Linked DNA regions of Homo sapiens: region 2 is linked to region 1. A link is a contact called in ENCODE Hi-C or POLR2A ChIA-PET data. All regions are on one chromosome and are shown on one strand. The core of a region is the stretch at or near the end of the contact, and the rest is flanking DNA. Distances in the headings are between cores, read along the strand shown. Region 1 overlaps CD44 (CD44 molecule (IN blood group)). Region 2 overlaps SLC1A2 (solute carrier family 1 member 2).

Evidence for each region. Hi-C counts contacts between places; a loop is a spot of excess contacts on that map. ChIA-PET counts read pairs that join two places held with the same protein, here RNA polymerase II (POLR2A). Pooled maps may share reads with other maps.
Region 2: a map with no recorded cell type shows a loop between it and region 1 (3-fold over the local background). The contact joins two enhancer-like sites. A Hi-C loop is called at or near these places in 3 of 168 maps with a recorded cell type or tissue (aorta, natural killer cell and tibial artery), 2 of 37 single-sample maps with no recorded cell type and 3 of 50 pooled maps. POLR2A ChIA-PET finds 5 or more read pairs at or near these places in 5 of 52 experiments (CD8-positive, alpha-beta T cell, T-cell, activated T-cell and 2 more).

Annotation. Positions count from the first base shown.
Region 1 is chr11:35,181,248-35,186,349 of GRCh38, reverse strand. All of the region lies in intron 3 of CD44 (CD44 molecule (IN blood group)), which reads right to left. Among named protein-coding and RNA genes, the nearest start is that of SNORD164, 21 kb to the right of the region's middle. Within about 2 kb of position 3,834, at least 3 of the 41 ENCODE cell types and tissues checked have a DNase peak (open chromatin) inside an H3K27ac peak, as active enhancers do.
Region 2 is chr11:35,255,777-35,261,427 of GRCh38, reverse strand. SLC1A2 (solute carrier family 1 member 2) reads left to right here. Exons shown (of 11, transcript NM_004171.4): 11 at 463-5,651. The coding sequence ends at 534. Among named protein-coding and RNA genes, the nearest start is that of SLC1A2-AS1, 23 kb to the left of the region's middle. Within about 2 kb of position 3,972, at least 5 of the 41 ENCODE cell types and tissues checked have a DNase peak (open chromatin) inside an H3K27ac peak, as active enhancers do.

The sequences.
Region 1 (5,102 bases), core at 2,585-5,084:
CACACAATCAAATGTTTATCAACATGAACAGCATGACAATCTGAAGGTTAAAATAACATAATCACAACAAAGAATTTACTCAGTTGAAATATTAAAAACCAAATGAATCTCTAGTCTTTCATTAATGTAATAATGTATTTATTAATTTAGCTGATCTTTTAGGTGCTTACTCTGTATAGACTGCTTCTCAGCATGTTGCTTCTGAGGTTGACCACCTTTGGCCTAGGTGCCCAGAATATTTTTCAAGGTTACTGTTTTGGCATATCTCATCATGGGCATTTCTGGTTTTTTTTTTCTCTTGTTCTCGTTTTATCCTCTACTCTTTCATCCCTTGCTTTAGGAATAAAGATTTCTGCCTGAATCTTGGGCCTGACTGATCATCCACAGATGTTACTGGTAGCCCTCTGAGCAGCACTGTCTCAAGCGGTCTGATAACAGGCCCTGAAACTTCCACCCTGCATTCCATTCCTTGTGTCTTAAAAGCAGACTGCAGTGTAGCTGAAGCAACCTTCTATTCATGCCAAAGTGCTTTATTCTGTGACTATACCTTGTATTGAGCTCTAAAACCTCAGAGAGCTTTAAACTGGTTTTGCCTTTATAGAAAGGTTAAGTCCATTTGTGCATTACAGCTTTTATTCTGTGTGTGTGTGCATACTTAAATTAAAATGGAAATTTATTTGTTAGGTTAGTTTCTCCCAGAATTGCTCCTGGCAAAGAGGAAGAAGGAGATGGATGGATGGAGATGGATGGATAGATGGATGGAGAGAGGGAGGGAGGAAGACAGGCAGGCAGACAGACAGACTGCTATCACAAGAAAGGCTGTTATCACAAGTATTTTAAGTGTCCTGCTATAATTTTTGTGTACTTATAAAAGTGGATAGAAACACAAGTTGAACAAAACAGGTTTTGTTTGCTTCCTAGTACCTGGGAGCATCTTTTCCCACAGATAAAAAGGATAACCTTAACCTGCCCATTTCTTTGGGCAGTTAGTGGAACTAACTGGCAGTTTTATACATTCAATTGGAAAAAAACAGAAAGTTTTAGGAAACACCATTCTTGCAAAGCCTGTCCTAAAAGATTTCTCAGATTTCTTTAAAGAGAAGTATCACCTCCTTGGCGAGGCCATTCCTTACCATCCAATCTAAACTGCTTCATCACTCCCCCACACCTGTCACCATCACATAGCATCTTGCTCTCATTTCTTCTTCATGTTTACCACCATATAAACTTATCTTGTTCATCTTACTTGATGGCTGTTCATGGCACTTCTCTCAATCTCTGCCTTCTGCTACCTGCCTCCCTCCCTAGAAATGTATAAGCTCCACAGATGAGTAATAACTTTATCTGTCTTGGCCAGAACATTTATGTGTGATGGGGACAGAGAAACATGCAATAAAAATGTGTTGAATGGATGAAAAAAGAAAAAAGTACCGATATAATTTCCCAAGGGTCTATTCTTCCAGTAAACACACCTAAGATGTTAGCCCCCTAAATGCATCTCCAAATATGTACAGGTCACGCATTTAGATTATCCTTAAATGGTAATGCCATAAGAAATAATTAAAGGAAGTTACAGATATAACTCTTCATTTATTATTTTTAAGCATCTACTCAACACTTATATGCCAGACCATATAAAAGGAGAAAAGAAGATGAGCATGTTTCTGTCCCTGCTTCTGATAAACTCACAAGGTCATGGGGGACTGTAATAATTAATATTAATTTAGCTTTTTACAGTTTTCAAAAATATTTTCCAAAATTATTACACTTGAAAATAAGGGCATATAGCCAACCTGGGAGATTTAGGGGAGTATCTATCTTGTTTCTCTTGGAAATATCAGCAGAAACTGACGCAACCTATGAGATGCTTCTGATATTTGTATGTTGTGCATACCTGGAACCAGGCTTTGGATTATGGCTTCTTGATGCCAGGGATGAAACAATCTCCCCTAACTTCAAATATAACTGCAAGTAACAGTACACTGGGAATTTCCAGGCAGCAAGTTGTAATAGAATGGAGCATGATGTCACAAACCCTAAGACAGTTTTGTAAATTATTAGAGCATTTGTTCACATGGACCCCCTTCATGCTCCAATTCACCTTAACTTTTATAAAGAACATCAAATCTGGCAAATATGCTTAGTGGATTGACCCAAATGTGCAATTAACAGACTCATGCTCTCATGTCGGATTCCAGGGCCTTATTAGATAGCCTTTCTTTCCATTTAATGAGCTCTGTACTGCTTGGAAAGCTAGACCTGGTGAGGTGTTCCTGAATCTGAGGACTTGTTAGAAATTCTCTGAGGTGGGCTTTCTCATAAACCTTGGCTTCAACACACCAAAATAACCAAGAGAAACATTAATTATTCAGTCTAACCACTAATCTCTGGTTGCCAGATAGAAAGGCACCCTCTTCAATGCTTGATACATTTTAGGTATCTCATAAATATTCTCAAATAGTTGTTGAATAAAGGAGGAAATGGATAAACAAGTACATGTAGAATCTTCCCTTTAATTCTACCCTCAAAAGAAAATGAGGCACTTGACTGAAAGCAAGCTTAATAAATGAATCAATTCAAGTCAGTTCTGTGTTCACACAGAAGTCACCAGGCTCACGTTGGGCCTCAACCACTGAAAATGAGGGAAAAAAAATCACAAAGGCCTTTTCAAGTTCTGCCTTATTTTCATTTGTTAGCCACAGGCCATGTTTTCTAAAAATACTGCTAAAACTTAAGCTTATGGAAGCTATCTACTAAGATCAAGCTGACTTTTATCCCTGTAGCCGTTTTATGGGGGGGATCACAGCACTGGGACATGACCACCTGCTAGCAGCTTTCAGGCTAAATTAGATTCAGGGATCCTTGCAATGAAATCTTTGCATAGGGCAGTTTATCAAAATCTTTAGCTCACTTAATACCCCTATCATCTGACTCTAATCCAAGACATTCAGAATTTATTTATCCTTAAACACATTTATCCTCTTCTCCAGTTTCTTTCTTTTTTTTTTTTTGTCTCATTGCTTCAACAAGATTGTTAACTCCTTTAAGACAAGAAATGTAGCCTCCAGTTCTTTCTTACTCCATCTCTGCCTAGTGCAGTACTGAGCACATAGAGGTGATCAATAAATATTCCCTTTAAACTTAAATAAAAACTTACAAAAGTAGCCATCAATATCGAGTCAATTTGGAAAATAGACAAAAGGAAAAATATTACTTCTAGCTTTATTATTTAATTCATCCATTTTAGTAAGGAACATACCCCCTGTACTTCTCAAGCTTTTCAACTGAACTAACCCTCCAAAGAGAAGAAAATTAATCAATGCTCTTGCTCCCAACTCCAGGTATGGGCCCAACCTCATGAACAAAATTAAGGATAGAAACAAGTCTCAGTCGCAGCCTGCCTAGATGGCTTCGATGCCAGGCAATAAAACAGTGTGAGCTTCTATCTGAGTTGAGGTTCCTTTTAGCAAGTGAAACCAACTTGCAAAACAGGTAAGACAATGTGGGTATGCAACTACATAATTTATTGCATACATTCACTCAGCAAGACTCAATGGGAGATGCAATAAGCAGTGCCCAGAGACTCAGGAGTGTATAGCCTCATGCCAGCCCTTTCCCAATGAGTCAACCTCTTCATCTAAAGCACAAGCTTTTCCCAATGTCTCCCTCTGACCTGTTGCACTGAGATGGAGCTAGCTAGACCACATGTTGCTCTATGTCTATTTCTTACTTTTTTATATGTGGTTTTCTCATTATAATATCATTAGAACGACATGCTAGACATGGGTATGGGAACTGAGTATGTATGAGTCGTGTACTACTTAGTGTTAATTGGACTCCCTTCCCTTTAGTCAAACTCCATTTGTGTTCTTCACTCATATAACAGGGAGGAGTAAACATTCTACAGTTTTCTGTTCCTGTTTCGTATGTCTCTCGATAGATTCAGTGACCTGTAAATTTTTGTCAAAATCTACTGGCTTCACGCACTCCATTTCAACTAGCCAGCCCTGATACTTTGTCCTAAACTCTAGATTTCTTCTCTGAATTTCCACTCTGATCCCTACTGTTCACACAACAAAGGGTAGGTGGTGTAGACTAAAGCCACTGATGTAATCTCACAATTAATTTTAATTTTTGGGTTTTTTTTAGTAGTGAGTAGAAGAAAGATCTCATAATTAAGTTGATGTCCTTTTTATAGTTTAAAAATCCATGCAGCTTTTTATATTTTACTACCATATATATGGTATATGTATATTTATATTTGATGTATATGGTATATATATCTGTGATATCTTGATTTTATATATATAAATGTGTATATATTTATATATACATATATACATATATATAAATATAAATTTATATATAATATATAATATTTATATATATAAAATTTATATATATTATATATAATTTATATATAATATAATATATAATATATATTATATATTATATTATATATAGAATTATATATAATATATATATATAAATTTATATATAAATATAATTTTTATATATTTATAATATATATTTAAATATATAAATATAATTTATATATAAATTTATATAAATAAATATAAATATATAAATATAAATTTATATAAATGAATATAAATATATAAATATAAATAAATATTTATAAATATATATAAATAAATATATATATAAATATATATATATGTATATGTATATATCTGTGTTTGTCTCAGGCTGATAATGTCTTAAGTCCCTTTCCAGCTAATTTAACATCCCCTTCACATCTTTAGGGAAAACTGACACTCCAGCAAGATGTACCAAGTTTACCTCAAGGCTTCATCTTTCCCTTCACCCAACTTCAAACCTTCCATGGGAACAGAAGGCCCAGTTTAAGAGGTAAGACTTTTGATAGTTGGCATCGAGATATTTGACATTTATATTTTGATCCTTCTCAAAAAATTCTGAAAATTCATGATGCATAGAATTCTTTAATTTTGCTAGGACTTGAATAAGGCTCATAAGCCTGATTTTCTAGGTTAATGGTTGGGAGAAAGTCACAAAGACATAGAGAAAGGCTGGCCTGTGTCCTAGCATCTACATCTTAACTTAGGTTTCTTCTTCTCTGG
Region 2 (5,651 bases), core at 2,723-5,222, 75 kb before region 1:
ATTTCTGATTTAAAAATTAGACACGTATGCCATCTACCTGGTGTCATTGCAACTGAACCTTTCACATGCATGAGTAGAACTAGATACCTAGTTCTGGATTTCTTCCTCTGTGGTTGTATGGAGTAGCACATGGGCACTGTATTTTAAGGACTGTGTTATTGTGTGATGGATCTCTGGGTAGTTAGACACCCCACAACACTAAAAACATAGTAGAAGTTATTCCCCAAATTACAAAGCAGCTTTAATACCTTGATACTCCCAAGGCAAATATGGATTTTTAAAATTCTCAGATCACTGTTGAAACCCAAGACAGGTTCAAATTCAATTTGGAAAGAACTCCATTTAAAACTAATATTTCAGTCATGTAGTATAATCTTGGATTTGGTGCTTCTCCACATAACCCACAGGGCTTTTTTCTGGTTCGTGGTCTGTAAGCTGGATGTTGATGATAATTATTTTCAGGTAACTCTGGCAGCCAATGGAAAGTCAGCCGACTGCAGTGTTGAGGAAGAACCTTGGAAACGTGAGAAATAAGGATATGAGTCTCAGCAAATTCTTGAATAAACTCCCCAGCGTATCCTATGGTAACTGATGATATAAACAAGCTTTCTTTAAAAAGGAAAAAAATGCGTATATTTCTATGTTTACTTAATCTGTTAGCCGAGGCTTAGAGGAGCTCTTGTGAGTCAGTGATGACAGGCACGGTGCTGTGTCTTTGCCAAATAATGCTTTATAACCGTCTAATTTTCTCACTTGTATTATTATTTGAATGGATGCTGCTGGAGGAATCAGTTGGAATTGAAGACACGTTCTTGCCAGCTTCCCTTTTCTCCCAAGATGCAGAAATGTGGATGCTCTTTTCCCAGGGGACATGAGTAAAGCAGTGTGGTACACTCCAGGGACTTGGGAAAATGAGCAAACACACAGCGTGTTATTCCTTAAAGTGTTCTCCATGTCTCGCCTTGTTATGCACAAGAGATTCTATTAAAAGCCTCTAGAAGTAACTCCCCTTAAAATGTCTAGTAAAGCTTGCACATGGATTGATTAAAAGCAAATACCTGTCTTAGGGAATTCTGACAATTTATCTTCCATATGCTCTTTAAGTAAAATGTTTCAAAGACAGTTTTAAAGGGAGCCATGCTCTTAAAGGCAGTTGATTAAAGAACCTGTTACATCTCTGCCTTACCCTGTGTAATCTGTGAGAACAATGGTTGAAATTTCAAAGTATGTTTCATTATTCTTTCTAAATTTGATAATTGATTAGGAAGTATTTTATATATAACCACTGTAGATATTGACAAAAGTAAGAGAGCACAGTCAACATAAAGTTTAACCAGAGTTAAATATTCAAATTTATTTATGTTCGGTTTGCCTTCACCTGGTGTAGTAAAATCAAATGAGATTATTTGGTATGTGTTTTGCTTTGTTTAACCCAAAAGATTATTTTTTGGTTCCTAAAGAAAAAGATATTTTTAATCTGTCAATTATTTCAGTCATCATCTCATCGTCCTAGAAAGCCTGGTCATTTTACTGTCCTCACACATGGAAGACACTTGTGTTGGCTGTGCCTCTTTTAATGTCATCTCTTGATGAAACAAAAATACTGGTATTTATCCAATATGTTGAAAGCGTTTTGTTATCTTCTATCAAAGCACATAAAACCAGTTATAGGACACAGTTGGAAGCAGAGCCAGTCTTCCTCCTCAGTCTTCTCAGTAGAAAGGAACAGAAAACAAACATCTGTGCAAAACCCTATAAAAGTGATATTCCTATGGCAGAGTCCAGGCAGCCTTGAACAATGACATGGCAACAAAGGATGGCTCTGTACAACTTCACAGATGGAATCTTGTTTAAGGCTGTGAAGTTTTAAGGAATAAATAATATAATTGGTGTAGCACAGTGCCTTGCATGCAGTAGGCAGCCAACAAATCCTTAATGATTGGTAATGCAAGCTAAAATTTTTAATGTCTCTACTATCCTTTTTTATTGAATAACGCACAGTATTTTCCTAAGGTTGCTGGGTTTGGGAGTAAGCTTGGGACTTGAATCATTGAGAAATAAAGCACATTTGACTCTAAGAAGTATGTAGAACCTTGTTTATAGGTGAGAATAGGCTGTATTATATGAAACCAGCGGAGGGATGCTGAGACAGTCATGGTTTATAGAATCCAAATTCTCTGAGATGAGGGTGCTTATGGACCTCAAATAGCCTTTCTTATCTGCTCCTTGTGACTTCTCTCTTTTAAATCAGATACCTTTGAAACATACAAGAGACATGAGATTCCAGTTGTTTTTGTCTCCTAAACCCTAGTGATTTTTGGATAAGGATCACTACTGAACAGTATTAGGCAACTTTTCATTTTTGCTTTTCAAATGACATTGGTCTTTATTTCCAGTAGATGGGCAGTAAACAGGGTCAGGGTGGTCAAGGGATATGATTAAGTGTAGTAGTAGAAAATGCATTCTTTTTTTTTTTTTTTTTTTAGACAGAGTCTTGCTCTGTTGCTCAGGCTGGAGTACAGTGGCACGATCTCAGCTCACTGCACTGCAATGTCCACCTCTCTAGTTCAAGCGATTCTCCTGTCTCAGCCTCCCGAGTAGCTGGGACTACAGGCACATGCCACCATGCCTGGCTAATTTTTTGTATTTTTAGTACAGATGGGTTTCATTATGTTAGCCAGGATGGTCTCGATCTCCTGACCTCATGATCCACCCGCCATGGCCTCCCAAAGTGCTGGGATTACAGGCGTGAGCCACCGTGCCCGGCCAGAAAATACATTCTTTACAGCAAATGTTATAGGTTAAGGAGACAGTTCCTGGGTTTAGCTGTGAAACTGTTTAGGATTTTCTTTAAGTGGTGTTCCCAAGAGCTTTTTTCTGGTAAGTTGGAGGCTATAGGCAAAGCGTCTAGGAGCTTGTTGTTTTTTGCTATGGAAGGCCAGCTTTGGGATCTATATACATGGGCATGTTTCTCAATGGAGTGGTCACAGGATTCTCTTCTCAGAACTCTGCCTGAAACCTTTCCGGTGTGTTTTGTCTTCAACTTTTTCCTAGCTATCCTATTAGCCTGTAAATATGTCAGCAGACAATGTGTTTGGAAGAAACAAGGTGTACAACTTCACAAAGCAAGTTTTTTCTGGTCTGAGACTTACTGTGTGCAGGAAGTCTCGTGAGAATATACTTAGAAAATCACACTTATCTGGAAATTCAATAAGTCATATTAAAAATATACAATTTCTTGAACTCAGGACTAGCCTGAAAATCCAAAATGCATGTAGAGTTGACATGTTGACATATGTCTATGTCCTCTGTTTTTATTTAAGCCTCATTTATTTCTCCCTTGCCATGCCCATTTGGGATTTTCTTTGCCCAGCATATGTGCCATAAACAGAACAAATGGATCCAGGGTATACCTCTAATAACCTTTATCTAAATAGAATACATTTAACCTGTCAATTATATGTATAGATTTATCCTAATTGGTTCAACATATATATGAATGCTTGTAATAGTCTGTTACTATTTGATAATGCATAAATGTTATATTTATATACAGTTACAGCAGGCCAGAAACATACATACACTGCATCCTGTAAGGTCTGTAAATCAGGGCTTCGGCAATGCCATTTTGCTATAGACTCATTCATGTTTTTTAGGAATCAGAATCATTTCAGGAGAAAACCAACTAAGTAGACTTTAATTCTTCTCTTTCTCATTCTTGCCCTTTGAGAAACCCAAGTGGAATCATCACTTAATTACTTACTCAAATTCAATGAATCAAATCCAATCCAATCAGTGAGAAGAATAGCTTATCTTTCAAGGTAATACTTTACCTTAGATCTTTGAGGGCATGCTTCCCATACAAAGAGCATCAGAAAATCAGGGCAATCATCTAGATCTCACAGATCTTCAACATAGGACTCTAGGTTATGAGAGCTGAACCACATAGCTATCAGTTTCAGTTTTTACTTCCTATTGAGTGTGTAGAAACACAGCCTATGGTTTTGCTGTCTGCGGAAGTTACCATACCCTGTAAAAGACAAATATTTCTTTCTCCTCTCGAACCACTAGTCAGCCTGGATATTCATGAAAGCTGAAAGAAGGGGTGCCAAAATGCCTAGCTCCTGGATTTAGACTCATGGAATATGAGAAAGGCTTAGGGAAAATTCAAGTCATGGGGAGATTCCTGCTAGGTGATGCCAGGAATCTCAATGACCTGTTGATTAGAGGGTCTCTGGTCATTTCCACTTGTGTGTGGAGAAATACATCATTTGCATATGTATCTAGTCAAGAAGCCCTTTTGGAGCAAAGTGGTTGGGAAACTCATTTACTGGGTCCACCAAAGGAAACCCAATTCTGCCATGTTTTTGCAAATACTACACGTCCCTTTGCTCTCAATAGCAAAAGTGATGTTATAGTTTTTTTTACTTTTGTCAGAATCAAGGCTTCGGCCACCTGTGCAATATTTTCCCATGGAATGCAGCAGTAAATCCAAGTAGGTATATCCGTGCTCAGAGAGAATTCTCCATAGTTCTGACTCCTGAAAAACAAGTCTCATTAGCTCTCATCTAGTTTGATGACTAAAAGTGCACAGCAGTTATACCCCAGTGGAAGTGATTTTTCTCACCTAGCTGCTCTCTAACTCTTACGGCTATCTAGTTGTCTGAGCTGCTGGTTTGTTTTACTTATTCTCCAACTGAACTCATTCCAAACCAAGAAAAAGGACCAAATGAAATTTTCAGTTATTATCATACTTGCTCCTTGAATAAGAATGCTAGAGTCTGGAGGCAGAAGAAGACTAAGTTAAAAAAAAAACAGCCTGAAGGAATTCTGGAGTGAGTTTTGTAAGTCTAATTGTCAAAGAAGATAAATGGTCTCAGTATCTGTAGTAATTTCTGGTTAAGCCTAGAGGGATCACTGAGTGCCAATCCAAGCAGGTGGCACTAGAGGCAGATTGTTCTCCTAGCATAGAGTGAGTTTCCAGCTGCTCATGACACATTTTCTTATGATTTTCCCTAAAAGAAAACCAAATTTTCTACTCCACCTCTTCCTTTCCTATCATTCCACTTATTGTTGCTGCTTTGCTAACAGCCAGCTTAGTAAGCCATCACACAAGTTAGTGTGAGGCTTGGTTTTAAAATAGATAACAGAGAATCTTGATTAAATAGTATCCAACTTTGTAGCATAACACAGCTAATTCAGGCAATGACATAGAGATGATAAGAAACAACATGGTTTGGTAGAGGGAACATTTGATTTAGACTCTGCCCATTTTTAGCTGTATGACTTACATAAGTCATTTTGTGTCCAAGCCTCATTTTCTCCCATATGAAAAGTGAAGGGGTTGGATTAAATGACTAAAATCCCCTTCCAGCCCTATGAGCCCAATGTATTATGATCTCTGCTTTGTTTCCTTCTTAAGAGGCTTCCTACTATAAAATGTGACCTATTTACATTTTAAGTTGAAGTAGCCCACAATAATGAATAATCAATTTAGATTTTTCTCATCTCCTTTGGGAGAAATTAAATTCAAGCCTCTATTCATTTGATGTTTTACAACAAGCTTCAAAGTTGGCCATGTTCATTCACAGTTTGATATTTTGAGACACCAATAAAAGTTTTTTAATAAAAGTTCCCTTGACTTAAACTCA